Regions from separate parts of the Homo sapiens genome. Here region 1 is linked to region 2. Evidence: chromatin loops called from intact Hi-C (ENCODE). Cell type or tissue: endothelial cell of umbilical vein. All regions are shown on one strand. Each heading gives the region's core, and the rest is flanking DNA. Links, peaks and the distances in the headings are about the cores only. Region 1 overlaps SPECC1 (sperm antigen with calponin homology and coiled-coil domains 1). Region 2 overlaps SPECC1 (sperm antigen with calponin homology and coiled-coil domains 1).

Evidence for each region. Hi-C counts contacts between places; a loop is a spot of excess contacts. Peaks named below come from ENCODE experiments on the same cell type or tissue, not always from the same donor. Only the 100,000 strongest peaks of a DNase experiment are listed, where the experiment ranks them.
Region 1: a loop joins it to region 2, with 2.3 times the contacts of the local background. A loop is called at or near these places in 10 of 110 quality-filtered maps.

The regions. Positions count from the first base shown.
Region 1 is chr17:20,198,045-20,212,904 of GRCh38, reverse strand. It overlaps SPECC1 (sperm antigen with calponin homology and coiled-coil domains 1), which reads right to left. Exons shown (of 15, transcript NM_001243439.2): 4 at 6,993-8,572. Among named protein-coding and RNA genes, the nearest start is that of SPECC1, 200 kb to the right of the region's middle. In endothelial cell of umbilical vein, for the core only: no CTCF peak of the experiment used is centred there; a DNase peak (open chromatin) is centred at 6,094; H3K27ac peaks cover 1,138 bases.
Region 2 is chr17:20,150,319-20,165,178 of GRCh38, reverse strand. The region is part of intron 3 of SPECC1 (sperm antigen with calponin homology and coiled-coil domains 1); the gene reads right to left. Among named protein-coding and RNA genes, the nearest start is that of SPECC1, 150 kb to the right of the region's middle. RefSeq lists silencers at 8,606-8,815, 8,826-9,275, 9,286-9,395. In endothelial cell of umbilical vein, for the core only: no CTCF peak of the experiment used is centred there; a DNase peak (open chromatin) is centred at 9,238; H3K4me3 peaks cover 1,385 bases; H3K27me3 peaks cover 504 bases.

The DNA.
Region 1 (14,860 bases), core at 3,214-8,213, 51 kb before region 2:
TAGCCCAAAATATTAGTTGCTGTTATTAAAATATAATAAACTTTACTTTTTAAACATATTAATATAATTATAGCAGCCCCTCAATTCTGCTGCAAGTTTCTCTGACATTCATTCATTCGTCTGAAAAGTATTTACTGAACACCTAATAGATGGAAGGAATTGCAATGCTAAAATTACATATAGTTTAAAAGGAAATAAACTTGGAATGACAGCTTGAGTAAATTTACCATGAGTGATACAGACTGGCTGCCTCCCCACCTAAATCTCATCTTGTATTCCCACATGTTGTGGGAGGGACCCCAGTGGGAGGTAATTGAATCAGGGAGGCAGGTCTTTCCTGTGCTGTTCTCCTGACAGTATAAGTCTCACGAGATCTGATGATTATATAAGGGGGAGTTTCCCTGCACAAGCTCTCTTATTTTGTCTGCCACCATGTGAGATGTGCCTTTCACCTTCCACCATGATTGTGAGGCATCCCCAGCCAAGTGGAACTGTTAAGTTCATTAATCCTTTTTTTCTTTCCAGTCTCAGGTATGTCTTTATCAGCAGCATGAAAACGGGCTAATTCAATGAGTAAGAAAGTGGGGTGTTTCTGTTCTGGCATCTAGCTTGGGTACTGCAAAACTCCCTCTGCTCGGTTCTTAGCCCTGTTGTGAATAGACACTGCTGATAATCATCCATAGTTCATTCTTATTGGCCTAAAGTTGAATTATTATTATTTTGGCCAATGCTGCTCCACCAAGGGAGAGGAGGAAATGTTAGTTTATTTACACTTCAGGTATAGTGGAGAAAGGCTGTTAGAAAACTCAAAGATGAGGGTAAACATCTGTATTTCACCTTTAGGAACTCAGAGGCAAGCTTCAGAAGCAGTGGCTGTACCCTGGTAGGGACCTTTCGAAGCAACAAGGCCCCACGCAGGTACTTCCCAAGAACTCGGACTGGAGAGAGAAGTGCTGGGCAACACCAGGTTCGCAGATGAGTCCTGAGGTCATGTGAAAGGAAGAGACTGCTTAGGCCTCACCTCACAAAAGGCATTAACGTGTCCAGGAGAAAACAAGTCCATCGCAGGGAAGCAGGGTCAGGCAGGATTGGGAAGCAGCCCCCTGTGGAGTCACAGGTAAGAGCAAGGGGTCGGAGCCACAGGTTCTGTGGATCTGCCCAACTGGCAAGACCACCCTTCCTCAAACTATCTGACTGTCTCCACCAAACTTCTGCCCCTTTTCAAGGGGCTTCAAGAACAGAGACCTGGGGGTGTCGGGAGAGGACCTGGCAGACATGCCATGAGTTCCGGGCCACATGCCTATCACATCCCACAAAATAAAAGGCTGCACAGGCATTCTGGCTTTGTAGTTTAATCTCTAGAAGATTCCGCTCCTAATGCTAAACTGGCTCTGCACAGCCAGGCTGAGGCCTGTGGCAATTTTCCCCAGGCCACAGCCCCTTGAGCAGAGGCTTACTGGTGCAACAGCTGTGGGGCTCTCCCCAACAGCCTCCACAGGCCTCCTCGACTTCCACATCCTCATGGCTTGCCCAGGGGAGCTGGAAAACAGGCCCTGTTGACAGGAGCTGCTGACAGGCCTCCTTCCCAGCATGAAGCCACAGGCCTCTGCTCACCAGAGTTGATATTTGGTGCCAGTGGGATGCCTTATGTGTGAGCTGAAGATGACTGAAATCTCCATGTTTTCAGCTCAGTAACCTTCCCACCTCTCCAGCAGCAGCCAGTGGCTACTCAGGCAGCAGGTTCCCTCAGCTTCCCTGCAGGGCCCCAAAGAGTTTTGCCTGCACATCTGAATCCTCTGAGGGCCAGGGTGGGTCAGGCCATTCCCATGAGTGACCTTGGCTGAGTGACAATAATGTCATTTACTGAGATGAGTCTGAAGTTCCATGGGACAGGGCCCCGCAGAGCTGAATGCCTCGCTGAAGACCCCATAACTGAGGCGGAAAGCTTCAGGAGGGACCAGGTAATGGTCAATGGGGTGGGGTCTCTTCAGGCCGAGAAAACCCCCTGAGCAAACATGACTGCCAGACAGTCACTGGCCCGGCCAGGCCTGGCATGGAGGGAGGGGTGGGAATATGGCTGGATGTGGGGTGGGACTGCAAGTGGAGGTGTGGTGGGAGCTGGGCACTGGGCGAAGCCATGTGGTGCCCCAGGCAGCACCGGAAGGCGCTACATGATCAGATCACTGTGAGTACTTTGTGGGAAAAGGTGAGGGAGTGGAGGCCTGGTGGGGCAAGTGCCCATCCCCCACCAAAAGCCACCCCCACCTTGTTTCTTCCTAACAGAATCCCAATTTTGTTCAAGAATCAGGCTGCAACTGTGATTTCAAGAGAGGTGGCCTGGGGGCACTGTGTGACGCAGTTCTCACCAATCAGATGTAAAGGTAAAGCTCTGGGAAACCCTCTCCCCATAGGACCCAGATGTCCAGGTGACATGCCTGCCCCAAGTCGCCAACAGGTGGACCAAGATGCTTGGCAATGCTGAGCTGTCCTGTACCCCTGGCAGGAGGTCCAGAACCACAGCACTGCCAGCCACAGCCTGGGCCTGCATCATGGGCAGCCACAGCCAATCTCCCACCCTTGGGGCCGGGGTGGAGGGAGTGTCCCCTGGCTCAAGCCGCTGACAGGAGGGCAGTTTCTCATATATCAATACATCACCTGGATACACTTCCAACCCACCTGACTGTTTAAACCAGGTTTCCAGATCTCTTAAGTCCTTTAAGGCATCCTATTCCAATGTCACAGCTACAGGATCATCTATTTGCCACATATTTCCCTCAAATTCTGGTTCTGCCATCTCTGACCACTGGCCACTCTAAATCAGTTTGGCTCTAGGACCCACACAAGCAGAACACTAGTCATTTCACCTCTGCTGACTCCCGCAAACCATTCATGCCAAGGGGTTATTTATAATCTCCTTACTCTTCTGGAAGCGGACTGAAGTTTCTGCAGAAAGAACTAAGATTCTAAGGATACCACCTATAAGCTTCAACCTCACGGGAATAAATAGATAATTTTCTTTTAAAACTTCTAGGTTTCAAGCCCAGAAAAGATATTCTAACTTGAAACCAAGATCCCAAACAACTGAAAAGGTAAAAAAGTAAATTAAAGCTGGGTCATGTTATTGTCTGGAAAAACAACAATCCCATACAACTCCATGCTGCTTGCTAGCTAGGGCAAGGATAGGAGTGGTGGCTTTGGGTTCTGTGGAAATCAGACCCGTCCTCAAAGTTGTACAGAAGTATGTCATGTGACTACAGATTAAGCGGCCATCAAGATGCATATGGGGTATATCAGAGAAGTTGAAAAAAATAAAGAAATCAGCAAACCAATGAAGAAAAAGAAATGAGAAGAAAAAAAGCCTACAAGATAGTGTAGAAATCCTACCAATTTTCCATTTATTGTTTGAGGAAGACACCTACCTCCTATTTTTAAAAAAGTACTTTTCAAGGCTTTTTATAGGTTCTTTTGACGGTATCTGGGTTGCTTGAGTAATCTTAACTTGAAACTTACATAGATTTACGGAATCTATTAGATCATAGGATGGTTTGGCACCACTTTCCCCTTTTGTAAATAGCTTATTGTATCCTTTTTAATAATATTCACCTTTCGCCAAGCATTAGAGTGGATGAATGCACTGCTCATGGGGTACACGTTGTTGCTTGGTGCTCAACAGGACAGTTACTCCGATACCTGCTGAAGGCAGCTATATTTGGAAGTTCTCAGCAAAAAGTCAAGTGAAACCACTGAAAACTGAAGAATTAGGATTTACCCCAGGAATGCAAGCATGATTTTACACTAGAGCACCTTAGAAAATCTGTTGTTATAACTTGCCTCACTAACAAGTTAGAGGAGAAAAAAACTTGATTACATAAAAACTATCAGATCACGTCATTAGCTGTAGAAAAAATTCAATCCTCATCCTTTAAAAACAAGCCAAGTAGTCAGGCATGGTGGTGCCTGGCTGCAGTCCCAGCTACCCAGAAAGGCTGAGGTGGGAGGATTGCTTGAGCCCAGGAGTTCAAGGCTGCAGTGAGCTATAATCGCCACTACACTCCAGCCTAAGTGACAAAACGAGAACCTGTCTCTAAAAATAAACCACCAAACAAAACACCTCTTAGCAAATACTTGCATAACATAATAAAAGGTATGTACCAAATGCCTACAAAAAACATACATCATAATTAAATGTTAAATGCTTCCCTTGGAATTAGATACGAGACCAGGATCCATCCACCGTCACGCTTCTATTCGACATTGCACAATGTAAAGGGGCCTGCCCAAGGTCACATCATTGCTCACTGGGTAAGTCAAGAGGACCCAGTCCAGCATGTTAGACCCTTCATCATAGTTTTGTGCTAAAACTTCTCCTGTTATCCTTTGGACATGAGTCTCTTAAGTATTATCATTTAAATTCATGGTTGTTGGCAGATTACTTGATAGTCTGTGGTAGAGATACAATCAGTATTAGTCCATTTAGGAGGTCTATGTTTTGCTTTTTCTACAGTAATGTAAAAGGGTAGGAAGATTAGTATGTTACAAGTCCACTGCAATTACAAATCAGTCTCTGTGCACATAAGACAGCACAAAATCACAAACCTAGGGTCTTGATAGATATACAAGAAACCCTATGTGATAGCATGCCCCCATCTTTACCTCAAACTCTCACCTAAAAATACTAGCTAGGACCTTTCCCTTCTTACTATCAGTATTTGATACTTCTAGTTAGCATGCAGTAAGATGTAGGATACATGAATAATAACAGTTTGATTTTAAACATATATGTTGTGCCTTGCACTCTACAGAAAATGCACACTTTCCTTTAAATTACATTTAGTTTATTCCAGAAGATTCCAGATTTTATTGCCTCTATTTACCAAAGCTATAACTTTAAATGCTTTCATTATCAACCAAGGATAAAAAAAAGTTAAATGAACAAAGAATTTTAGTCAAGAAACCAAAATGTACAAAAAATAAGACAAAAAAATTAATAAAGATAAAAGTAGAAACAAGTTAATCAGAAACAGATTAATAGTGGAATAGATAAACTAATCCAACTGATTCTTTGTAATGGAATGTGGACAGACATACTCTACTCTTCTGGATAGGAAGACAAAATATCATAATCATATCAATGCAAGTTTTTATGCATGCTCAAACATGTATAAACTGAGAAAAGGCCTGAAAGGACATACAGCAAAAGGTTAGCAGTTTTTCTCCAAGTGGTGAAATTAAAGGTAATACTTTTCTTTTTTATACTTTTCTGTACTTTTTAAATCGTCTGTAATAAAAATATTTTATGATCAGAAAAAAATAAGCTATTTTTAAGATGTCAAATTATTTCTCACTGATATGCACATTTAATGTAATGCCAAACTACCAAAAACACAGAGGGACTGATAAAGAACTTCAAGAAGGTGCACATGGGAGATAAAACATTTTGCCAGAGAGTAGTGAGTAATCTTAAAGTAAAAAAAGAATAATCTTACTCCACAAGATATTAAAACCCAATGCCAAGCCTGACTAGTAACCTCTAATGGAATTACTTCCGTACTTTCAATAAAATACCTACAAATTTAGAATACAGACAAAGAGAGAAACTCCTTAACATGACCCACCACTAAGCTCATCAGATGGCCAAATTGCAGAATCAGGCTGCAACAGACTCATCTTAAGACAGACGAAGCAGTGGAGAAAAATCTCCCTGAGAGCTCATGGCATAATTTGCTCCTTGAAACAATGACAACCCCTAAACTAAGGTAGGAAGATGTTTTGAATCTCTCTTGCCAGTAGATCCCTAAATCAGACCCAGAACTTGGAGGGAACAAGAAATAGGAGGCCATCTCTCTGCACCTCTCCAGCACTGCTCTGGGAGGTGGGCAGAATATCATAAAATCACCACAATTCTTGCATCAAAAACAAAATTACAGGCTGATTAAAGTGTTGAGAAAAGTTATTTGCTCTTGGGCTATGGAAGATCTTCCCAAGCAAAAAAGGTTAAAAAAATGAAATGATTAACAGATTTAAATGATATAACAATGTAATACCAAGTGCTGGCAAAGGCTCAGGAAAGCTCATGATCTCATGACCGCTAGGATGAATAAACTGGCATAATATTTCTGAAGGGCAATCTGGCTGAATGTGTTGAAAGTCTTTAAAATGTTTATACTCTTTGACTCGGTAAGTCATCGTCTAGGAATTTTTCCTAAATAAACAGTAAGATAGATATAAAAAAGTATTTATAATATTGAAAGACTGGAAAGACCACAAATGTTTGACAATACATGTATGTTCAACAACAGGGTAAATATGAAATATTTATATTAAAATAGTATCTGGCCTTTAAAATAATGTTTAAATGAATATTTAATGATAGGAATATGCTGAGAAAAGTTTTAATATTTCTAAAATGTCAAATGCAAAAAAAGTTAATAACATGTACAGGATGATTATAAATTTGTGTAACTTGTATGATACACATACACACACATATATCTGGAAGAAAACACCAAAATAGTGGTAATATTTTAGTTGAAAATTGGGAGTGATTTCATTTTCTGTTACTGGCAGCTAAAAGCATGCTGACAGACTGGCAAACTCCCACTCAATCTTCAGAACTCAGCTCAGTTGCTATTTCTTCCAGGAAGTCCTTCTGTGCTACGCCCAACCCCCACGTTACACCAGATGCCCCTCCTTTGCACTAGACTAGAGCCTGGGCATAGGCTGTATGATATTCTTTTATCACTGCATCATACTCTGATTTGACTCTACATCCCCACATTTTGAACCGCCCATAATCAGAAATTTGGGTGTTTCCTTTTTGTATCCCCCAATCCCAACCTGTGTGCAATCTAACAGGCCTTCAAGCTGGAATGCTGGCTTCGTGAATGAAACAGACTAAGCAAATGCTTCTCTGTGCTCTGTGAATTTAGAGGTTAAGGGCAGAAATGTGAACAAGGATGAGCAAATACCAGTAAAGAGCTGTCTCTTCTCACCTTGGCCAGCAGACTGGAAACATGTTTAATTTCACCGTTTGCCTTTAGTAATTCTTGTCTGAGCTCATTGCAAGACAGTTCCAGTAGATCTTTCTCTGCTCGGGCTACTTTCAACATTTCTTGAACTTCGCAGCTCTCTGCCGTCTGCTCCACAGCACTGGCCTCTGTGGCTTTCTGCTTCTCACCCTGCAAATGAGACTTCAAAGATCCATTCTCCATTTTTAGCCCTTCCAAGGTAACTCTACACTCTTCCAAAGTTTTGGCCATCATGTTATTATTATGCCGTTCCAGTTCTAGAAACTCATTCAGTTTTTCATTTTCTTCCTTCAGACGTTTAATCATTTCTAAAGCTCCTTGGTTTTCTTCCTCAACCTTCCGCAAGCTACAGGTCAACTGCTGCTGAATGTTGAGTAGCTTCTCTCTTTCAAAGCGGCCCTGTTCAAGAATACCTGTGCACTTCTGCTCCAGTTCAATAATTTTTCCTTCCTGAGTGGTGGGCTCTTCATTCTTTACTCGCTCTTGTAAAAGATTCATCAGCTTCTCATTTTCTTGACTTAGCTGCTCTGCCCTCTCTCGATGCTGATGAAAGGATGTCTCTAAAATCGTCTTTTCATCCACCAGCTTCTCATTTTCAGCTGTCAATTCCTGTACCATTTGTTGCTGGTCTGATAATTCTTGTAGAGTAGCCTGTAGTTCTTCTGCAGTGCTATGGTGGTTTTCTTCCATCTTTTGTATCTTCTCTGTGAGGGAAGCCAGGGACAATTCACTTACGCTGTTTGGGGAACTCCCAGCAGTAGAACACTTTGAACTCTTAAAGGGGTTACTGGTGGAGGACAGGGGCCTTGAGGGTGTCTCTGCTGTAATGTGCTCAAAGTCGGAAGCATCTGGCGACAAAGAAGCTTTGGTAACATCGCTACTTGAGGAGCCTGATGTCCGTAATGCATTTCCATGTATGTTTTTTTTATACTCATCAATGTCACTGGACATCTGATTTCCAGTTGGGCTTCCGAAGCTTGACTCTTGAGTTATGGATGTTGGGCAGCTGCTGTCGCCAGTGTGACTTGCTGCCCCTTCTGAATTTGGGGAGTGCTCAAGATAGATCAGTTTCTCCTTCAGGACCCGGTTTTCTTCCTCTAGATCGGAAAGCTCTTTCTGAAAGTTCTTGTTCTTCTCCTCAAGAGCTCTTATCATAGGTTCCGTGTCACCTGGGGAGACTGATGTTCCATCGACATTTGGGCCCAAAGCATCAGTCCCCTCAGCGTTCAGAGTCCTTTTCTCTTTGTATTTCTTTAGTTCACTTCGAAGCCTGTTAATTTCACTATCTTTTGCTTTGGCTTCTGCCAAAAGTTCCCGAACTTGGGACTCAAGCGCAGCCTTTTCTCCACCTTCATTCTCTTGCTTGGGCTTTGTGGAAGGGGTCCTCAGGTGTTTCGTAGGAGTGGGAGTGTTGGAAGAAGTTGGACTGGACACTGATTTCCTGGGGTTGGAGGGACCACGTGGCACAGACCTCTCTCTTGAGACAGTTACTGAAAATTCCCGTGGGGCTGGAATGCCTGTCCGTTTAGTTGTTGTAAAGGCCCCTTAAAGACAGAAGAAGAAAAAAATGAAAAAATAAAGCAAGCATTCTTATAAACAAAACCCAAATGACTGTAAATCACATGGCACAGTGGACAGTGGCTGTCGCTCTTCATCCATTTCCTCCTCCTCTAGCTAATTACCCAGTTCTGACTGTGGTTTCTGTGCTTCCTCCCCACAGCCCTATACTTTGGGTGAGGCTGACTCCAAGCCTGAGCTACTCAGGATGACCCCATCCCCAGCCAGTTGCTGGTTCACGCATGGGCACACAACTCAATTAAGATCAATGTGACAAAGGGAAGGTTTTCTGGGCAAGCTATTAAACACCACGGGACCAGAGTGAGAAAATGTGTAGGTGTGGGAATGGCTGGCAACCACCCTGCCCTTTCAAGAGGAAGGTGGGAATGCAGATGGCAGAGAAGGAAGAAGGAAACTAAACTCTCAATAGCATTGTTAAGTTGCTAAATCAAATCAACCCTGAAGTTTGGCCTATAGCTGGCCTTTCAGTTAGGCAAGCCAGTAAATACCCTTCCTATAAGTCACCTTGAGCTGGGTTTTCTGTAACTTGCAATTTAGTACATCTGCACTGATAATGTTGGCAACAAAAACAATGGCCTTTTGACAAAATACAAGTTCTTTGTGAATTTCTCAATAAACACTTTAAAAAACATCATTAACATATTTTGACAGCATAAATTTGATTAAGAAATCAGAAGATACAGATAATACTGAGAGATGGATCTGATACAATGACATATCACTTTTGCCGTAAGTGGAAATGATGTACTCATTTGTGTACATGGAGAAACAAGAATAAATGAAATAAGAACATACCTATGTTACTTGACATGATATAGACATAATACAGAATACTTGTAACAGCAAATGTAAGGTGTAAATAATTCTCTTTTATTTTCATCTGTACTATATCACAGACAATGTAAAAACAATTCTAGGGGTGAAACCCAGACATCAGTCTCCATTGTGCTCTAGAATTGAAACCCACCTCAGATGTTACAGTGTAAAATAAAATCCTGGACTTTTTTTTTTTTTTTTTTACAAACTGAAAGACTATTTGATGAGTCAAGGCTGGCTGCTGTCACTTACACAACTCTACATGCTTTCAGTGAGAGGTGTAATGAAGGGTCCCAGAAGTGGTCATCAACCTGTAGGCCTCTACAGTGTAGGAAGGGCACGGGAGGGAATGTTCCCATAGACTGGCAGCAGCCCCAGCGCTAAGGCAGGTTCCACACCTAACAAGATGGGCAGCTGTAAACCCACCACCAAGACTATTTCTGAGCCCTGAGCAAACACACACCTAAACATCCTGAATCCTGATGACATAAAGGCTGATGGCATTCATTACTAAACATCTAACAGCTGAGCTCTTTTGAAACTTTGACCTAATAAAGGCTGAACTGTCAAATTAATATATAGAAAACTATGGTTTTTAAATTAACTTCTTCAAATTAAGTTTCTGGAAAGCCAAGAGTATATCATAGACTTTTAATATAGTTGACCCCTGAACAACTTGGAGGTTAGGGGTGCCAACCTTTCATGCAGTCAAAACTCTGTGTATAACTTTTGGCTCCCCAGAAACTTAACTACTAATAGCCTATTGTTGACCGGAAGCCTGACTGAAAACATAAACAGTTAACACACACTTTGTGTTATATGTATTATATACTGTATTCTTAAGATAAAATGAGATAGAAAAAAGAAAATGTTATTCAGAAAACCATAAGGAAGAGGAAATACATTTGCAGTACCATACTGTATTTATCAATACCATAAGTTTACATGGTCTGTTTGCAAAATGAATCATCTGTCTGAAGCGACAGGCAACCATTCCTCAATCTAGCAAGCAATTCAATGCTGTCAGGGGTTTTATTGGCTTCTAGGGAGCACTGCCAGCATCACTAGTGGCACTTTGTATGGGTCCCATAGTGTTATTCAAGGTTTGTGGTACTGCACTAAACACAACAAAACATACTCAAGAATCTCAAGAGGTCACTTTTTACTGCGATCTGAGGTGTACTGGAGAGAGGAACTGCTCCCACAGAGATGATTAGCATCACAGTACCTTCCAAGCAGCTACCCCCAATGCTTGAGCGCACTGCAACAACATCAGGAAGTGGCTATAGAATTGTTACAGGAGTACTGTATGTACTACAGTTAATTGTATGCAGTTATAATACTGCATCTTTATATTTGTTTACATTTCTCTCAACTATGAATAGCACCATGTACAGTCTGTGTGTGCATAAGTTTAGACAAATTTTAACTTTTTATAATAGATTTGTGTATATTTTATGGTAGTAAATGATAAAACTGATTATTAGTATCTACATGTATTTTATGCATTCATGACATATGTAACTTTTTCTCAATTGTTTTCATATTTCTAGACTACCCAGTTCATCTGAATTTTTTTCAAACTGTTGCAACTCTCCAAATAATTTTCCAATGTATTTATTTTTTTTAAGTCTCCATATAAATGGACCCACACAGTTCAAGCTAGTGTTGTTCATGGGTCAGCCTTACTTATAGGTGTCACAGATACCTAACCTGCATCATACTACACACTCAACGAGGAAAAGACTTATTTAATTATTCTTGTGAAATAAGTATTAAAAACCACTAAGCACTAAAATGTTTTAGTAATGCTAGTTCTCTAGAATAAAGTCATTGCAGCAAGGACCGTATTAAAAACTGGAAGATAACTAAAGTTTCACCATAACTCTAGTCAGAACAGGCAAACCTGAGAGTCCAGGACTGATCATCACACTGGCATTTGTTATTCTTAATAACATCACTAAATTAAGGCTGACTTTTTCTTTCTTTTTTTATTTTTTTGAGATGGAGTTTTGCTCTTGTTGCCCAGGCTGGAATGCAATGTGCGACCTCAGCTCACTGCAACCTCTGCCTCCAAAGTTTAAGTGATTCTCCTGCCTCAGCATCCCGAATAGCTGGAACTACAGGCGCGAGCCACCATGCTCGGCTAATTTACTGTATTTCGTTTTTTTGTTTTTTTTTTTTTAGTAGAGATGGGGTTTCACCATGTTGGCCAGGCTGGTCTCGATCTCCTGACCTCAGGTGATCTCCCCGCCTTGGCCTCCCAAGTGCTAGGATGACAGGCGTGAGCCACCGTGCCCAGCCACTTTCTTTTTTTTAAACCTTCAATTGTTTGTTGGTTTTGAAGCTGGAAAAATTAATATAGAACAGATCAAGTCTGCTGTTATTTCCAGCTACAGTTTAACACCTTCCTTTTGCTGCCAAATTGCAGTCTGTTCTCCCCATAAGTGTTACTTCTGCCTTATCTATACTACTAGGAATTTTTAAAAAACCATGAAACTAAAGTATATTTATGAATGGATGTGTATTATGAAATGTACAATCCAGCCATATTTTTGTTATATCTATTCTTTTTCCTTTTTTTTTTTTTTTACTATGTCTGTCTCTGTTTTCCAAAAGATTCTTCCCATCTCTGTACACCTCATTTCAGAAACTGTTACAGAGCACAGGTTAGGTTCAGAGTTGCTAAAAATTCATCATCAGACCAATGATGATGGTCTTGGTTGTGCACCCACCATGTGAGCCCAGGCCTCCAGCCCAAACACACCTCCTCGTGGGTACTGACAGGGAAAAGTAAAGAGCAACAGCCCTACAGCTTACGACACCTCCTTGAAGCAGTGGGAGTCAGACCTCACTGCTAACCAAAGCACTCTGAAGTCCTGAGACTGGCCATGCTTCCTTACACAGCACCACATAAGGGACAGTGGAGAGAAGGGCCAGTGGAACAGGGATTGGCTCAGCCAGCACCATTGGATCTTTTGTGCTGCTCCCACCCCGTCATCACTTATGTGTACCATCCTCCTGAGGCTGGCTGATTCCAAGAAGTTAACATAAAAGCAAGCTCCATCTCATAATTATGAAGATTAACACAATCATAAAGAAGAAACATGTTTGAAGTGTGACATTTTTTAAATGCCAATGAAAAATTATACTGTGGTCAATCACGAGTACATCAAACTAAGCATTCATAGAATTCATATAAAATAAGCATTCACAAACTATAACAGAACACATGATATTGAGAACAGCTGAGTATTAAGCTGGTTGGTCTGTGAGTAATGTTACTGTTTCTCTTTTATGATTACATCTGTGCAATAAATTAGAAAACAGGAGTTAGCCAAACTGTATATGAAAAAAATGCACTAATCATCAGGGAAATGCAAATTAAAACCACAATGAGATATCACTTCTGTTAGAATGGGTACTACATTTGGGAGGTCAAGGCGGGTGGATCACAAGGTCAGGAGATCGAGACCATCCTGGCCAACGTGGTGAAACCCCATCTCTACTAAAAATGCAAAAATTAGCCGGGCGGTGGTGCCACAAACGCCTGTAGTCCCAGCTACTCAGGAGGCTGAGGCAAGAGAATCACTTAAAGCCGGGAGGCGGAGGTTGCAGTGAGCCAAGATCACGCCACTGCACGCCAGCCTGGGCAACAGAGCGAGACTCTGTCTCAAAAAATAAAATAAAATAAGACACAAGATAACAAGTATTGGTGAGGATATGGAGAAAAAGGAACCCCTGTACACTGTTGGTGAGAATGTCAATCAGTACAACCATTATGGAGAACAGTATGGAGTTTCCTCAAAAAGTTTAAAATAAGGCCAAGGCAGTAGGATCACTAGAGACTAGGAGTTCAAGAACAGCCTGGGCAACAGAGTGAGACCCTATCTCTACACAAAAATATTTAAACATTAGCCTGGGAATGGGGGCATGCACCTGTGGTCCCAGCCACTTGGAAGGATGAGGTAGGAGGATCACTTGAGCCCAGGAGTTTGAGGCTGCAGTGAGCTGAGATTACACCACTGTACTCCAGCCTGGGTGACCAGAGAAAGACCCTGTCTCTATTTAAAAAAAAAAAAAAAAAAAAAAAAAAAAACCAGCACGGTGGCTCACGCCTGTAATTCCAGCACTTTGGGAGGCCGAGGCAGGTGGATCACCTGAGGTCAGGAGTTCAAGACCAGCCTGGCCAACATGGCAAAACCCTGTCTCTACTAAAAATACAAAAATTAGCTGGGCGCCACAGCACATGCCTGTAACTCCAGCTACTTGGGAGGCTGAGGCAGGAGAATTGCTTGAACCCAGGAGACGAAGGGTGCAGTGAGCTGAAATCAGACTACTGCACTCCAGCCTGGGCAACAGAGTAAGACTCTGTTTCAAAAAAAAAAAAAAAAAAAAAAAAGCTACCATAAGATCCTGCAATTCCATTACCACATATGTAGCCTAGAAGGCAACAAAGCAAAAGCCTTCAAAGTTCGGAGGGAAAATGACTTTCAACCTAGATTTCTCTACCCAGATGAACTATAAATCAATCACAGAGGTAGAATACATTTTAAAGCATGCAAAAACTGAGAAAATTAAACTGTTAATACCCTTTCTAAGGAAGTTATTTGAGGATGTGTTCCAGAAAAACAAGGGAGGAAACCAAAGAGGAAGAGAAAGCAGTGGCTCTATTACAGGAAACCAGTCAAGAGAAGTCTCAAAATGATATCCATGAAACAAGTCTGAAAAATTAGTCTCTGATTCAAGAGGACAAAGTGCCCCTCTTAATAAAAGGCAAGGGTTAGAGGTCCAACTTATGAGGGATAGAGTCCCTTCTAAGATTTAGGGGGTTAGAGGCCCGTCTCAGTAAAGGCCTTCTTGGGTAAGAACAGGTTTGGCACTATGGGATGTTAACTGCTATTCTCTTTGGATTAATCTGCCTTGCACTCTTTGCTAATGGCTGTGGGTGACAGAGTCAGGTATGTACAGGACTATGGGACATGGGGAACTTTTTCTTCCCTAAAAGGGGAAACTTAAGAGCTGATGGGATGGCTGGAAAAGATCCCTTTGCTACTGAGGAGCAGCCACCTGAACTTTTCAATGTCACTGCAATGGGTGGGTCTTTCTCTGACCTCCCTGATCATTTCGCTTTCCCCACCCTGCTACAGGCAATGCTTTTCTCTCTCTACTTTTCCTTTCCTATCTTTTCTGTTACTCAGGGCAACCACCTTGCCCAGAGGCCACGTAAGTCTGAGGCTGGATTAAAGATGACGGGGCCCATTTGGGGGCAAATTTAAGCCTCACCAGTTTGATATTGGGTGTTAAGCAGAGTGGCTAATGTCTATGTCTTATCACATGTATTTTGCTCTGGCCAGAACAAAAAAAAGTAATTTTCCTTTATGATGAGGCTTGGCCCCCAGGGCAATGGTGCTGCAAGCCAGATCACTAGTGCCACT
Region 2 (14,860 bases), core at 6,265-11,264:
AAACAGCTAATGCACGTGGGGCTTTAATACCTAGGTGACGGGTTGATCTGTGCAGCAAACCACCATGGCACACGTTTACTTATGTAACAAACCTGCATGTCATGCACGTGTATCCTTAAAATAAATTTAACTTTTTAAAATAAATTTAACTTAAAATAAAATTAATTTTTTTAAAAAAGATACTGCTTTAAGAGACAGAAAGTATAAAAAAACCAGGCAGTATTCTATCAAGTCAAAGTTCTTTGGAGTTAAATGGGAAAATATTTATATATTTTAAGTGCTAAAGAAGTGTAAACTCTAATCAGGTGATATGGCCGTTCGAATGGGGGTCTCAGGCTATTAGAAGCTACACAAATTAAATGTAATTTGAATCTAAGGCACATGAGTATTATGACACCTCTTTCTTCAAGTTTTGAAGTCCATGCTACAGAAAGATTACAAAGGTGGTGAACAAGAATTCTATACCCGGGCAAAGTATATAAAGGGTAAGGGCAAAACATTATCCTCAGATGAAGGTTGAGAAAACTAACAAGCACAGAATATCCCTGAATATGCTCAAACCAAATATGTTAAAGAATATGTTCCAACCAAAGCAAAAGTTGCTCAAGCTGATATCTGAAGTCTGGGTAGGGTAAGAATCCCAACCTTGTCCCTGTCAGAGATCTCTGTTTATTAAAAAAAACCTCAGCAAACTGAGAAGACAACCCCAAAAATTATATGGGGCCAGGCATGGTGGCAAATGTCAACACTTTGGGAGGCTTAGGTGAGAGGACCGCTTGAGGCCAGGAGCTGGAGACTAGCCTGGGCAACACAGTGAGACCCCGTCTGCACCAAAAAAAAAATTTTTTTTAATTAGCTGGGCATGGTGGCACTGCCTGTAGTCCCAGCTACTTCAGGAGGCTGGGGCAGAGAGGAAGGTCAAGGCTGCAGTGGGCCAGCATCGCACCACTGCACTCCAGCCTGGCCAACAGAGCAAGACTTTGTCTCTTTAAAAAAAAAAAAAAAAAAATTACATGGGAAGAAATCCCAATATTATTTGGAATAAAACACTTATGTAAACATCTTTTAATCCTAGAAAGATTTAGAACAAGTGGGGAAATAATCAAAAGAATCAGACAAGTAGTAATAGAATTCCATATTAAGAAATATCTGCATTATAGAATTATACTTTTAATGTTTATGAGAATTGGATCTATTAAAGAGTTACAGGGTCAACCTTGCGATTCCAATTCAAAATATGTAACTGAGTAATTAATTTGTAATTTTAAATTGGAAAGCTTGCATCTACATATACACACATATAAAGAGAGAATACAGGCTGGGCACTGTGGCTCACACCTATAAAATCTCAGCACTTTGGGAGGCCAAGGTGGGAGGATAGCTTGAGCCCAGGAGTTCAAGACCAGCCAGGGCAATATAGCAAGACCCCGTCTCTATAAAAAACACAAAAATTAGCCAGGGGTGGTGACATGCTCCTGTAGTCGTAGCTACTCGGGAGGCTGCAGTGAGAGGACCGCCTGCACCCAGGAGGTCAAGGCTGCAGTAAGCTCTGACCCTGCCACTGCACTCCAGCCTGTGTGACAGAGACAGAAACTGTCTCAAAAAAAAAAAAAAGAGAGAGAGAGAATATAAATGTTTTGGAATATATAAGAGGACTTAAGAATCACTAAGTTTATTAGAATAATTATTAAATTTATAAGACTTTAAAAACTGGATTTTTTTGTCAGACTTTAACAAGAACCTAAATATACTAAATTAATAAACACAAATTAAAATGTTAATTTTATTAGCAAAGTTTGTAAACAGAACTCAATTTAACCAGATGCTCTTAAAGAGTGCTTATTAAATTTTACTGCATTTGTAAATAGAACATATGGAATAACAAGACGTTGAACTTGAAAATTTCAAGAGCTACTTTTTTATTATCCACAACTTTAAATGACTTAATTTTAAAAATCAAAGTAACGTATAAACAAGCTTTTCTGCAGTATATATATTTGATTTTCTGTCTTAATTAGGGGAAGCTCTTTAATGGGGAGCTTAACCCACTGACATTTATTACAGTAACATATATTTGACCTTCTTAGATTTTTTACTATGTATTACCATTGATATTTGATGTATGCATCTTCACTTTGTTTTTTGTTTTTGAGATGGAGTTTTGCTCTTGTTGCCCAAGCTGGAGTGCAATGGTGCAATCTTGGCTCACCGCAACCTCCGCCTCCCAGGTTCAAGGGACTCTCCTGCCTCAGCCTCCCAAGTAGCTGGGATTACAGGCATGTGCCACCATGCCTGGCTAATTTTGTATTTTTCAGTAGAGACAAGGCTTCTCCATGTTGGTCAGGCTGGTCTCGAACTCCCAACTTCGGGTGATCCGCCCACCTTGGCCTCCCAAAGTGCTGCGATTACAGGCGTGAGCCACTGCACCCAGCCACATCTTCACTTTTACAAAAGCAAAGAGAATCCAAAAAAGAGAAAAAGGATCCAAGAAATAATGAACTAACCTGAGAATGAGATGGGACTAGAAAGCAACCAGTCCAAACCAAAGTATTATGTTGGAGGGTTAAGAAGAATTAACAGCTAAAACTTATCAGGTGCTTTCTATGTGTGTCTATTTTAAGCCTTCATATGTTTTAACCTATGAATCACCACAACAATCCTACAATGTAGGTTATATTACTCTTCCCTTTCCTAGATAAAGAATTTGAAGCTCGAGGAAAAATTATTTGCCTGGGCCGGGCGCGGTGGCTCACGTCTGTAATCCCAGCACTTTGGGGGTCCAAGGTGGGCGGATCACAATGTCAGGAGATGGAGACCAGCCTGGCTAACGCGGTGAAACCCTGTGTCTACTAAAAAATAGAAAAAATTAGCCGGGCGCAGTGGCAGGTGCCTGTAGTCCCAGCTACTTGGGAGGCTGAGGCAGGAGAATGGCGTGAACCCGGGAGGTGGAGCTTGCAGTGAGGCGAGATCGTGCCACTGCACTCCAGCCTGGACGACAGAGCGAGACTCTGTCTAAAAAATATATATATAAAAAAATAAAAAATTATTTGCCCGAAGTCTGAGGGCAGAAGTGACAGAAATGAGAGCAGGGCACGGTGGCTCATGCCTGTAATCCCAGCAATTTGGGAGGCCCAGGTGGGCGGATCACCTGAGGTCAGGAATTGGAGACCAGCCTGGCCAACATGGCGAAACCCCGTCTCTACTAAAAATACAAAAATTAGCCAGGCATGGTGGCACGCACCTGTAGTCCCAGGTACTCAAGAGGCTGAGGCAGGAGAATCTCTTGAACCTGGGAGGCAGAAGTTGCAGGGAGCTGAGATCACTCCACTGCACTCCAGCCTAGGCAACAGAATGAGACTCTGTCTCAAAAAAAAAAAAAAGAAAGAAAAAAAGAAGTGACAGAACTGAGTATGAAAAGGCAGACTAGCTTCTTGTTTTTAAGAAAAAAGAAATTCCCTCTTACAGTCTGCAAAAGACAGAAACTGAGTAACAGGATAAAAGCATATTAATTTTAAAAGTAAAGAGCATATTCATACCAACTCCTTTCCATTCTCCTTACTCCTTCCTCCTGTCTTCACAGATCACGCGTTATGCAATGTAAGATGCCACTGTCTTCTCTATAAATCTAAACATACTACCTGGTTCTCCATTAAATAATACATGAGATCCTGATATTTTAAATGCTGATAGGCCTTCCATTTTTAGAATTAACCTATAAATGATGCACAGAAGACTTACTAATACTAATTATGGAACAGAATGAAAATGTTCTAGCCATGTGAAAGGTCCAGAGGCAGACTGGGAATAAGTGCAGGAGGGGGACTCTTGAGAATAAGGCAGAAGACATTTAGGGGCACTACATCCTCATTTACCTGTGACGAAGCCTAGGACACTATTTAAAGCTGGTGAGTCAAGAAATAGAAGTGGAAAACAATAGATTACCTTAGAATTTTAAAGTTTTTTCTTTTTTGAGACACTCTTACTCTGTCACCCAGGTTGGAATGCAGTAGCGCGATCTCAGCTCACTGCAACCTCCGCCTCCCGGGCTCAAGCGATTCTCCTGCCTCAGCCTCCCAAGTAGCTCGGATTACAGGTGCCCACCACCGCACTCGACTAATTTTTGTATTTTTAGTAGAGACGGGGTTTCACCATGTTGGCCAGGCTGGTCTCAAAATGAAATTTTCATATAGCAAAGTGGAAGGACTTTTACAGTAAACTTCTGTATACCACTACTTGTATTCTACCACTAGCATTTTTATACTAACAATGGATTTGGAAAATTTAAGTATGACTTGCAGAAACGGGGAGTGAGGAGAATATATAGCAGGGAAAATGTGCTTAATTCCTCAACTTTCATAGTGCAGGTTAGTAGTAGAGAGGCTTGAAAACTAACAAATCAAGAAACAATAAGGGTATAGTATATCATGTAGAATTGTAGAGGTAACTACCATTTCATTGAAATGCATCAAAAAATAAGACAGACTAATGGGTGGGTAGAGGAATGAATATAGAGATGTACAAATAAAGCAAATACAGCAAAATATTAATTTAGAATCTAGGTGGTTGGTACATGGGTGTTTACTATGTAAGTCTTAATTTTTCTGATTAAAATTTTTGTAATAAAATACTGATGCAAATGTGGTTGAGAATGGTCATCATGTCTACAAAGAGACACTAATGTTTACCAATATGCATGCTCTCTGCTTGATGCAGTCCCCTGGCATGTCAGTGGGTCTCTGTGACTGAGTCTGGCCAGTGGAACATAAGTAGAAATAATGTGCACCACTTCTAGGCCTGGCCCCTAAAACCTCGGGCAGGGTCCTCCACACGCCTTCTCCTCTCCCGACTGCTGGCAGATTCAGGGCAATTTGGGAGCCATATGCTGAAGAGGAGCATCCACCAGCCTGAGTCTCTAACAACCACCTGCTGATGGCCCCCAACTCACACCAGATGCGACATGAGGCAGCAATCAACTTTAACTGTCTTAAGTGGCTATTTTGGAATTTATCTGTAACCACAGTTAGCATTAACTATAACTAATACAGAGTGCACCTGAGCAGCTTTTATTTCATGTAATTTGCATTAACTTTTTAATTTCATACATGCAAATTTAAAACAAATAATAAGCTGGTACTGGGACTAGGGAAAACCTTCTAAACTCACTTTCTAAGACTTCTTTAACACTTTGGGCACCTTTGTGTGAATATAAAAAGGCAAAATTGCAAAACGGCACCCCTTCCTCTGGGTTGCTACAACCCTGCCAGGCCCACTCAACTCTCTAAGCAGATGCCTTTGAACAGTACACAAATTGCACAACCATGCCCAGCAGCCCTGACAATGAGGTGATGACAACCTGGTTGGAAACTGAAGGACTGTTAACTAGGACCTTTTAGGAAGCATGAGATGTGGTCACCAACTTTCTCTGCCCAGGCTGAAAATTTCAGACATGAAATTTTCATATCTTTTACTGGATCTATTTATCTTATCCATTCTGCAATACCATGTTAAGTCATGATGTCCCAACTCGGAGGACTGCAGATACCACAACAGAGGAATCCTGCTGCCACCACAGCCAATTCCAGGGCTAGAAAAGCAGCAGCAGCTGAGAAGCTGCCTTCTGCCTTAGAAACACCCCAGAGGGGATGAGGAGCTTCCATCTGGAAAAGATGGTGCAATCTCAACGCCTACAGCGGGTCTCAGATGGGGATTTTACCTCTTTACTCTTTAAAGAGACTCTCCCTGTCCAAGCAACTGAGGTCCTGTGGCAGTCAACCATGGAGGTGTTCCACTGGGATCCCTTTTTCAAGAAAGAACTTAACCAGGTACAGTGGCTTACACCTGTAATCCCAGCACTTTGGGAGGCTGAAGCAAGAGGATCACCTGAGCCCAGGAGTTTGGGACCAGCCTGGGCAACATGGCAAGATCCCATCTCTACGCCAGGCATGGTGGCTCACACCTGTGATCCCAGCACTGTGGGAGGCTGAGTCAGGCAGATCACTTGAGGTCAGGAGTTCAAGACCAGCCTGGCCAACATGGTGAAATCCCACCTCTACTAAAAATACAAAAATTAGGCGGGCATAGTGGTGCACACCTGCAGTCTCAGCTACTCGGGAGGATCGCTTTAACCCAGGAGGCAGAGGTTGCAGTGAGCCAAGATCACACCACTGCACTCTAGCCTGGGTGGCAGAACAAGCCTCCATCTCAAAAAAAAAAACAAAAACAAAAACAAAATCCCATCTCTACAAAAAAAAACAAAACAAAAACGAAACAGCCGGGCCTGTTGTCCTAGCTACTTGGGTGGCTGAAGTGGAAGGATTGCCTGAGCTTGGAAGGTCAAGGCTGCAGTGAGCCATGATCACAGCACTGCACTCCACCCCAGGTGACAGTCAGACCTTGTCTCAAAAAACAAAACAGAACAAAAAAAACCGAACTTGCCATTCATCTGCAAGGACTGCAGAGGGCTGACAGCTTCCAGCTGTTGGCACCACGAGGATCCCAAGACTTGTGTTAGCTTCTGAGCTGAAGGCACGTTCTTCCAAAGTAGCCTCTGGCCAATGACTGACCCACAGAAAGACTAGGGACTGTCCTTTCTGCCCAACCTGAGACCCCTCTAATGGGTGGGCTTTGCTAGGGAGCTCCCCCATCAAGTGGCCAAGACTTCAGGTCTGCATCATTATCTGAGGCTCTCCCTGCCCAAACCTGCTGCCTCCCGCTTCCCTTTCATAGGTGTTGGGTCTGCATCATGATCAAAAGCTTTCCTTGCCCAGGCTGGTCTCGAACTCCTCTAATTCTGCTTCCTATCCCTATTGTCTGTCTTGGATACATTCTTAATTCTAAATGTCTGTTCTCCATGGACAAAACTGACACAATACGGGAACCATGCGACACTCAGGCTTGTGTGCTGCTATCACTCATCCAGCCTCCCTTCTCCTTCTGCTTCCCCCTTATATCCTTTTGGTCCCCTTGCTCTGATGACCCTCGGAAGCACTTGTTGAGATTCTAGTCCAATGTACCACAACTGCCAGTTGGGGCCATGCGACCTCATCCCAGTCCCTGTGGTAAAGCCGACTGAAAACCCACGCATCTTTAACAAAGCTCTAATTTCCAGGATCTCAGTGATGAACTCTACAGCATTTCATCACAGCATTAGAAGGCCAGTTAAAATTACACTTTCAGACAGTAATCCAGCATTTAAAGTTTTTACCACGAATTTCTAGCCAGGCAAGGTGGCATTTGTCTGTAGTCTCAGCTACTTGGGAGGCTGACGGAGGAGAGGTGCTGGAGCCCAAGACTTCAAGGCCAGTCTGGGCAACATAGTGAGACACCATCTCTTAAAAATGCCCTAAATCCGGTATCTTCATTTGCAGCAAATCAGAGTTCCCATTCTGAAATGATATGCATTCTTTGAAAAATACAATAAAATAAGTCACTGGCATAAACATATTCTTTTTATGTCCTATCCATCACAGTGCTTTAAAAAGTAAGGTCACTAAAAAAATTGGAACACAGGCATCCAATCAGTCTTAAAAGCTGTAACAAGAGTAACTCTTTTCACAATTTTAACACAAAGGAAATAATACACAGGGGTTTTCACAATACCTGGACAAGCATGTAACTAATGAGAAGTGTTTTTAAAATGTTACCAATCCTTTACCGAACCAATCCTTTACCAACAGGGTTATTTATAACAAGTATATTATTTTTATTTTATGCATATTTCATTTTATGAATATGCTTATTGTTGGTTATTCTGCCCAAAAAATAGTCTGAACAAGTGCTGTGTAACTAAAGTCACCTCTAGGCAGTAAGCTGGCCCCTGAAATTTTTCTTCATAGTATTCCTGTGAAGAAACTTGGACAGCCCGTCCAAGTTTTCCATCCTGGCTGTGGTACCAGTCCAATGTACCCCAAGTGTCAGGGAGGCACCCGCCTCCACCCCACCCCGAGGATAGGGCCAAGGTGGGGCGGCTGGGGCGCTGGGAGATGAAGGAGAAGCAATGCGCAGAGGCCAGGACGACCCAGCGTCCTACAGCACGGCACCCAGCTCCGGAAAAGGTCACTCGGACAAGTCGCTTCACCTCTCAGAGCCTCAAAGTCCTCATTCAAATTAAAATTCAAATATTACGCCTTTGGAAAATATTTACAGTTCTGACTCTCCCACAGAAACACATACCTGTCACCGGCCCCCCACCCCCACAAGGACTCCAGAGTCAGGTCAACCACCTCTTTCCTATCAGCCAAGATGCCATTTTTCAGGCAAAACTAAATCCCTTTTGCTTCACGTGACAGTCCAGAAATGTTTCGTTTTGTTTTTAAAAGCAACCCTGCTTATCGGCATCTAACTCTGCTGGGGGCCGACATGAGCTACCAGAGGACGAAAACTACGGCCCAACTGACTCCACGAAGCTCACTCAGGACTGAGGAAGTAAAAACGGGATAACCAGAGGCGCGCCCGACACCCCAGAACAAGCACGGACTATTCTGGGTTAGGAACAGTCGCGGGGCAGCCCTGGCGTGAGTGTGAGGGGCAGAGCCGCGGGCGCCACAAACTGCGGGGCCGGCGGCCGACAGGGAGAGGCCGCGGGGCACGCCCTCCCCGCAAACGCCCGGAAAGTCCGAGGGCGGCCTGCGCGCTCAGGAGACCTGGTCTAGGCGCAGGCCAGGCGCGGAGTGGGGAACCCCGCGGCAGGGACCCAGCGGTGCCTGCCCGGCGGCCCCGGCGCCCAGGTGCGCGTTCAGGACGAGCAGCGTTTTCTGGTCGCGGCGTCGGCACAGGTAATTTCACAATCCCAAGCGGCGCATTCCAACGACAAGAATCACACCCCAGGACCTTAGCCTTTCGCTCGCCCCAGTCGGCGCCGCGAGCCGGAGGCGGTGGGGGAAGGGCGCCTGGAGGGGGGGTGGGGTTGCGGCTGCGGCGCGACCCCCGCCAGCCGCACAGACCTGGTTCCGGATCCTCGGGCCGTCCTGAGTGGTTGCCCATGCTTGGCCGACTCGGGCACCAGCCGGCTTGCCGGCCTCGGACCGGGTGTCCACCGTGCCGAGCTCGCGCTGGCTCCGGCTGGCGAGGCGGTTGCGTCCGGCGGGTCCGCTCCAGTCAAAGAAAGGACCGGGCGCCTTCCAGTTCCCAGCAGCTGCCGGCGGAGCCGCTGCTCTCCCGCGCCCGTGGGCCCCGCCCCCTCATCTGCATCAAGCCCGCCCTCGCGGCCCGCCCCCTTCATCTGCATCCTGCCGGACCACCTCAACTGCACACCGCCCGCCAGGCGCGGCCCGCCCCCGTCATCTGCATACTGTCCGCCCACCTCATCTGTATTTCCTTCTTGGCTGCCAGAAGGCCCCGCGCCGTGGGCGGGACGCACCGGCTGACCGGCTGCAGGCCTCCGCCCGCGGATGCTGAGAACCGCAGCTGCACAAGGTAGGCTGGAAAAACCCCACTGCGGTGAGGCGGAAGCCTAGTGCCGCCGGAAAGGCAAAATCCTGCTCGTGTGAAGCTAGACCTATCAGGACAAGAGAAACCTAGGACTAGCGCAGGACAGGCGCTTAATAAGCATTTCTTTGGGTGAATGAATGAATGGATGAACAACTCGAGGAGGTGGTGAAGAAAAATAACGCTAACAAAGACGTACTCACCCAAAATGAATACTATGGCTAATAATAAAAATGCATACCAATCGTAAGTAGAAACTGTTCTGCCGCTGTCGGAAATTACTAAAATGGAAATTACCCTGAACGACTTTCATCCTTCATCTGACAGTGAAAACACTTAGAACAACGAAATCTTGCAGTAAAAATATTTAGGACTAAAAAAACCATTAGTGGTATGACTGGTTCTATCTCGTGCATCACTTGAACACTACGGTCCATTCTCAGGTGTCACGCATCAACATCGTAGGACACCACTGATTACTCCTAACGCCTCCAAACAGTGTGTTCACTTGGTTCCAGGATGCTACCCTCTCCTAGTTTTCTGCTCACTCCCCTAGAAGCCTCTTCCCAGTCCCCTTTGTTGGTTCCTCCTCATCTTGACCCACCCTGGGCACTAAAGCTCAGCCAACAGACCTCTTTCCTATATACTCTCTTGGTCTTTGATTTACCAACTTGTGGCTTTCAAATACCATCTACATATCTCCAGGCTGGTTCCCTCTTCTAACTCCAGACTCATTTGTCCAACTACCTTCTTGACACCTTCTCTTGACACCTCCACTTAGGTTTTTTAATAGTCCTCTCCATCTCCATAAGTGGCAGTTCCGTTCTTCCAGTGACTCAGGCCAGAAACCTCGACTCCTTTCACATGCCACATCTCGTCCCTCAACAACGCCTGTCAGTATGTGTATCATAAATAGCCCTACATCTCAGCACTTCTCACCTCCTCCACTGCTACCCCCGATCCAAGCCGCTGTCATCTCCTGCCAGGATTACTGCAACTGCCTCCTAACCAGTCTCACTTCTCCTGCCCTTGCCTCTTTATAGTCCATTCTGCACATACAGTGAGAGTGATGCTTCTAAAGCCTAGGTCAAATCATGTCACACCCCCACTTGCAACGCTCCAGTGTCTTTCTGTCTCACTTGGAGGGAAAGTCAAAGCCCTTACAATGGCCTCCAAGGCCCTGAATAATCCTCCTCTTCCCCCATCAGTGAACTCACCTTCCCCTTCTCACATTGCTGTTGCTACACCGGCCTCCTCACTGTTCCTCAAATAAGCGGGGCATGTTCCCATCTCAGGGCCTTTGCACTTGGTGTTCCCTCTGCCTGCAACATTCTTCCTCCCGACACCTACACTGCATAGACCTTATGTCTCACCCTCTCTCACTCCCTGGGCCTTTGCTCAAATGTCACCCTACTAAGGGGGCTTCTCTCATCGCACCACATTAAATAGTAAGCCAGACCCTCAGCACACACCCTCTCCTACTTTGCTGGCCTCTGTGACACTGATCACCATTCCATATACTACATGTTTACTAATTATTGTTCCTCCACTAGAGTGTAAACTTTATAAACACAGAGACTCGGAACAAATGAATGAAAACAAATGAATGAACCAATGTATAGGCTGCAGGCAGCAGACACAAATTAGCCCTTAAATACACATTACTTCTTTTTAGTGGTAGTATAGTACCATGAGTTGGTTTCTGCCACAAAACTAGCGTGTCAAAGACAAGAGTCACAGTTTTATTTCTGTAATCTATAAAACACAGCACAATACTGAGCATGTACAAGCAAATATACTAAGGAAAATAAATAGCAGGAAACAATGTTAGAGCAGAAATGCATATGACACCAAGTGCAACTCCCTCCCCTTTTAAAAAGGTAACTAGCCCAGAAAAGATGGTCGACTTCCCCAAATAGTTCCAAAATGATAGGCAGAGCCTGAGTTTGTGATCATGGTAAGAGTGACACAACTTCAATCTACAGAACAGTTACATACTTATTCAAAGAGTTTTGGAAATCAATGAGTCAATATACTAATTCTGTAAAATGTCAAGTAATTAACATGTCTCTTTATGGAAACTGGACAAGTAAGACCCCAACCCAACCTGGACTCCTATGGCTCTCTCACCTCCCACATTTAAAATATCTAGTCAAGTCCTGCACATTTCATCACCTTAACATTTTCCAGACTTTGCCTCTCTTGTCTTTGCTGCATCTTTGCTTCACAAGGGCTACTGCATTAGCTTCCCAACTAACTTACTACTTCCACTTTCGCTGCTACTTAAATTGCTCCTCCACCTGAATTATCAAAAATGCAAATCTGACTGCGCCATGCCTCTGCCTAGAAGTTCCTGTGGCTCCCCTCTACCCTTAAGATGAAGTCCTTCTAAGCTTAGTATACCAAGGTCCTTCATAATCATGTGCTCCACCTCCACCCCTATTGTTCTAGCCTCAGCTTTCAGAAGTTCTCCCTCCCAACTTATATTACAGCAATGTTGAGCCAGCTGTAGCTCCCTGAACACACCCTATTGTTTCAGGCCTCTATGCTTTCATATCTGCTATATTCCGTCGGTTTCAACACCTCGTCCATAACTGAGCTGCCTGGCAAATGCTTATTCATCTGCTGTGAACTGAGTTGTGTCCTTCCTAAATTCATGTTGAAGCCCTACCCCCCACAATGTGATAGTATTTGGAGACAGGGCCTTTAGGAGGTAATTAAGGTTAAATGAGGTCATAAGGGTGGGGGGCCCTAATCTAGCAGGATAGGTGGCCTTATAAGAAGAGGAAGAGGCTGGCGGAGGCTCACGCCTGTAATCCCAGCACTTTGGGAGGCTGAGGCAGGCAGATCACGAGGTCAAGAGATCAAGACCATCTGGCCAACATGGTGAAACCCCATCTCTACCAAAAATACAAAAATTAGCTAGGCGTGGTGGCACGTGCCTCTAGTCCCACCTTCTCAGCTGAGGCAGGAGAATCGCTTGAACCCGGGAGGCAGAGGTTGCAGTGAGCCGAGATCGCACCATTGTACTCCAGCCTGGCAACAGAGCAAGACTCCATCTCAAAAAACAAAACAAAATAAAACAAATAAAAATAAAAAAAGAAGAGGAAGAGATCTTTCTCTCTCTCTCTTTCTGTTATGTGAGGTCACAGTGAGATGGTGGCATGTATAAGCCAAGAAGACTCCTCACCAGAACCCAGCCATGCTGGCACTCTGAACTCAGGCTTCCAGCCTCCAACACTCCGAGAAATAAATTTCTGCTGTTTAAGCCATCCAGTCTGTGCAATTGGTTATGGCAGCTGAAGCAGAGTAATATATATCATCTTTTAAATTCTTGCTCTGTTATCACCCCCCTTTGGTCTGCCTGCACATCTCAGACAGAATTCAATGCTGTCTCCCTCATGGTACTTCTGTACCTGTCAATGCTTGTATTATTTTATTTTATTTTATTTTTTGAGACAGTTTTGCTCTGTTGCCCAGGCTGGAGTGCAATAGCGTGATCTCAGCTCACTGCAATCTCCGCCTCCTGGGTTTAAGTGATTTTCGTGCCTCAGCCTCCCAAGTAGCTGGGATTACAGGTGCATGCTACCATGCCTGGCTAATTTTTTTATTTTTGTAGAGATGGGGTTTCACCATGTTGGTCAGGCTGGTCTCAAACTCCTGACCTCAAGTGATCCACCTCCCTCTGCCTCCCGAGTAGCTGGGATTACAGGCATGAGCCACCAGGCCCAGCTGGGGTTTCTCCCACAGAACTAGCATGTCAAAGACAAGAGCCTCCCGGGTTCAAGCGATTCTCCTGCCTCAGCCTCCCAAGTAGCTGGGATTACAGGCGCCTGCCACCATGCCCAGCTAATTTTTCTATTTTAAGTAGAGACAGGGTTTCACCATGTTGGTCAGGCTGGTCTCGAACTCCTGACCTCAGGTGATCCACCTGAGTTGGCCTCCCAAAGTGCTGGGATTACAGGCATGAGCCACCATGCCCAGCCATGGATAATTTTAAAAAGCAGTTCAGGGATCAGTCAGGTTGTGGCAGTCACACATCCTGGGCAAATGAAAAACCAACTGCCTGAATGTTATATGAACAGGATAAAATTTCCTGTGGAATCAAAGAGTCCAGTGGAATCAAGCAACACGCGGAAGTGAAGCTGATGTGCTGTGTATCTGATGTAAACCTTAAAAGTGGCTCTGATGATCATGGTGACAGGGTGACATGTCAAAGACGCCTGTGATGACTATAAAAAAAGCAACAGTGTACAGACACTCCTCAACTTATGATGGGTTACGTCCCAATAACCCATTGTAAACTGAAAATATTCTAAGTCGAGATGGGCTTTGTAGACAGGATGGATGCAAAAATGCTGGCAAACAATATTCAAAAAAATGCTGACAACGCAGTACTGTTGAAGGTTTACCCCCATGATTGCAGGGCTGACTAGGAGCTGCGGCTCACAACCACTGCCCAGCATCACAAAAAAGTGTAGCTCCACATATCACTAGCCTGGTAAAAGATCAAAATTCAAAATTTGAAGTACAGTATAGCTTTTGTACCATCACAAAGTCAAAAAATCCTAAGTCAAACCATCATAAGTCAGGGACTGTCTGTAATTTCTAAATTACTGTATTTCTATAATGTGTAATTTCAAATGTAAAGGTATAACTAAGTTGACAACTTGGACATTATAATTACATATTTTTTACTTCACCTATAATCTAAGCGTTTTAAGGAAGACAAAAAGGTTTTTATGGAACTTCACTGAATATAAAGATCCCTTATATACAGGCATAAACAATAAAATAATATATATGTGGTCCCATTTTTATTAAAAATTTCTATATTCTACTGTCCATATTAATATGTGTAGAAATAAATTTTGACATGTATATAGCAAATTATTAGAAATAACTATATCTGAAATATAGAATTAGGAAAGACTTTTTTTCTATACCAAATATCTGTCTTAATAAATATATTTTACTACTATGACCAGAACACATTAAAAAAAGTACATATCCTTAAGCTCAGCAGTTATTCTTACAGAAATTTATTTGAAAGAAATAGTTACAGGCCAGTCACGGTGGCTCAAACCTGTAATCCCAGCACTTTTTTTTTTTTTTGAGACAGAGTTTCACTCGTTGCCCAGGTTGGAGTGCAGTGGTGCGATCTCGGCTCACTGCAACCTCCGCCTCCCGAGTTCAAGCGATTCTCCTGCCTCAGCCTCCCGAGTAGCTGGGATTACAGGCATGCACCACCACACCTGGCTAATTTAGTATTTTTAGTAGAGACGGGATTTCTCCATGTTGGTCAGGCTAGTCTCGAACTCCCGACCTCAGGTGATCTGCCCGCCTCGGCCTCCCAAAGTGCAGGGATGATCCCAGCTACTTGGGAGGCTGAGGCAGAAAAAATCACTTGAACCTGTGAGGCAAAGGTTGTGAT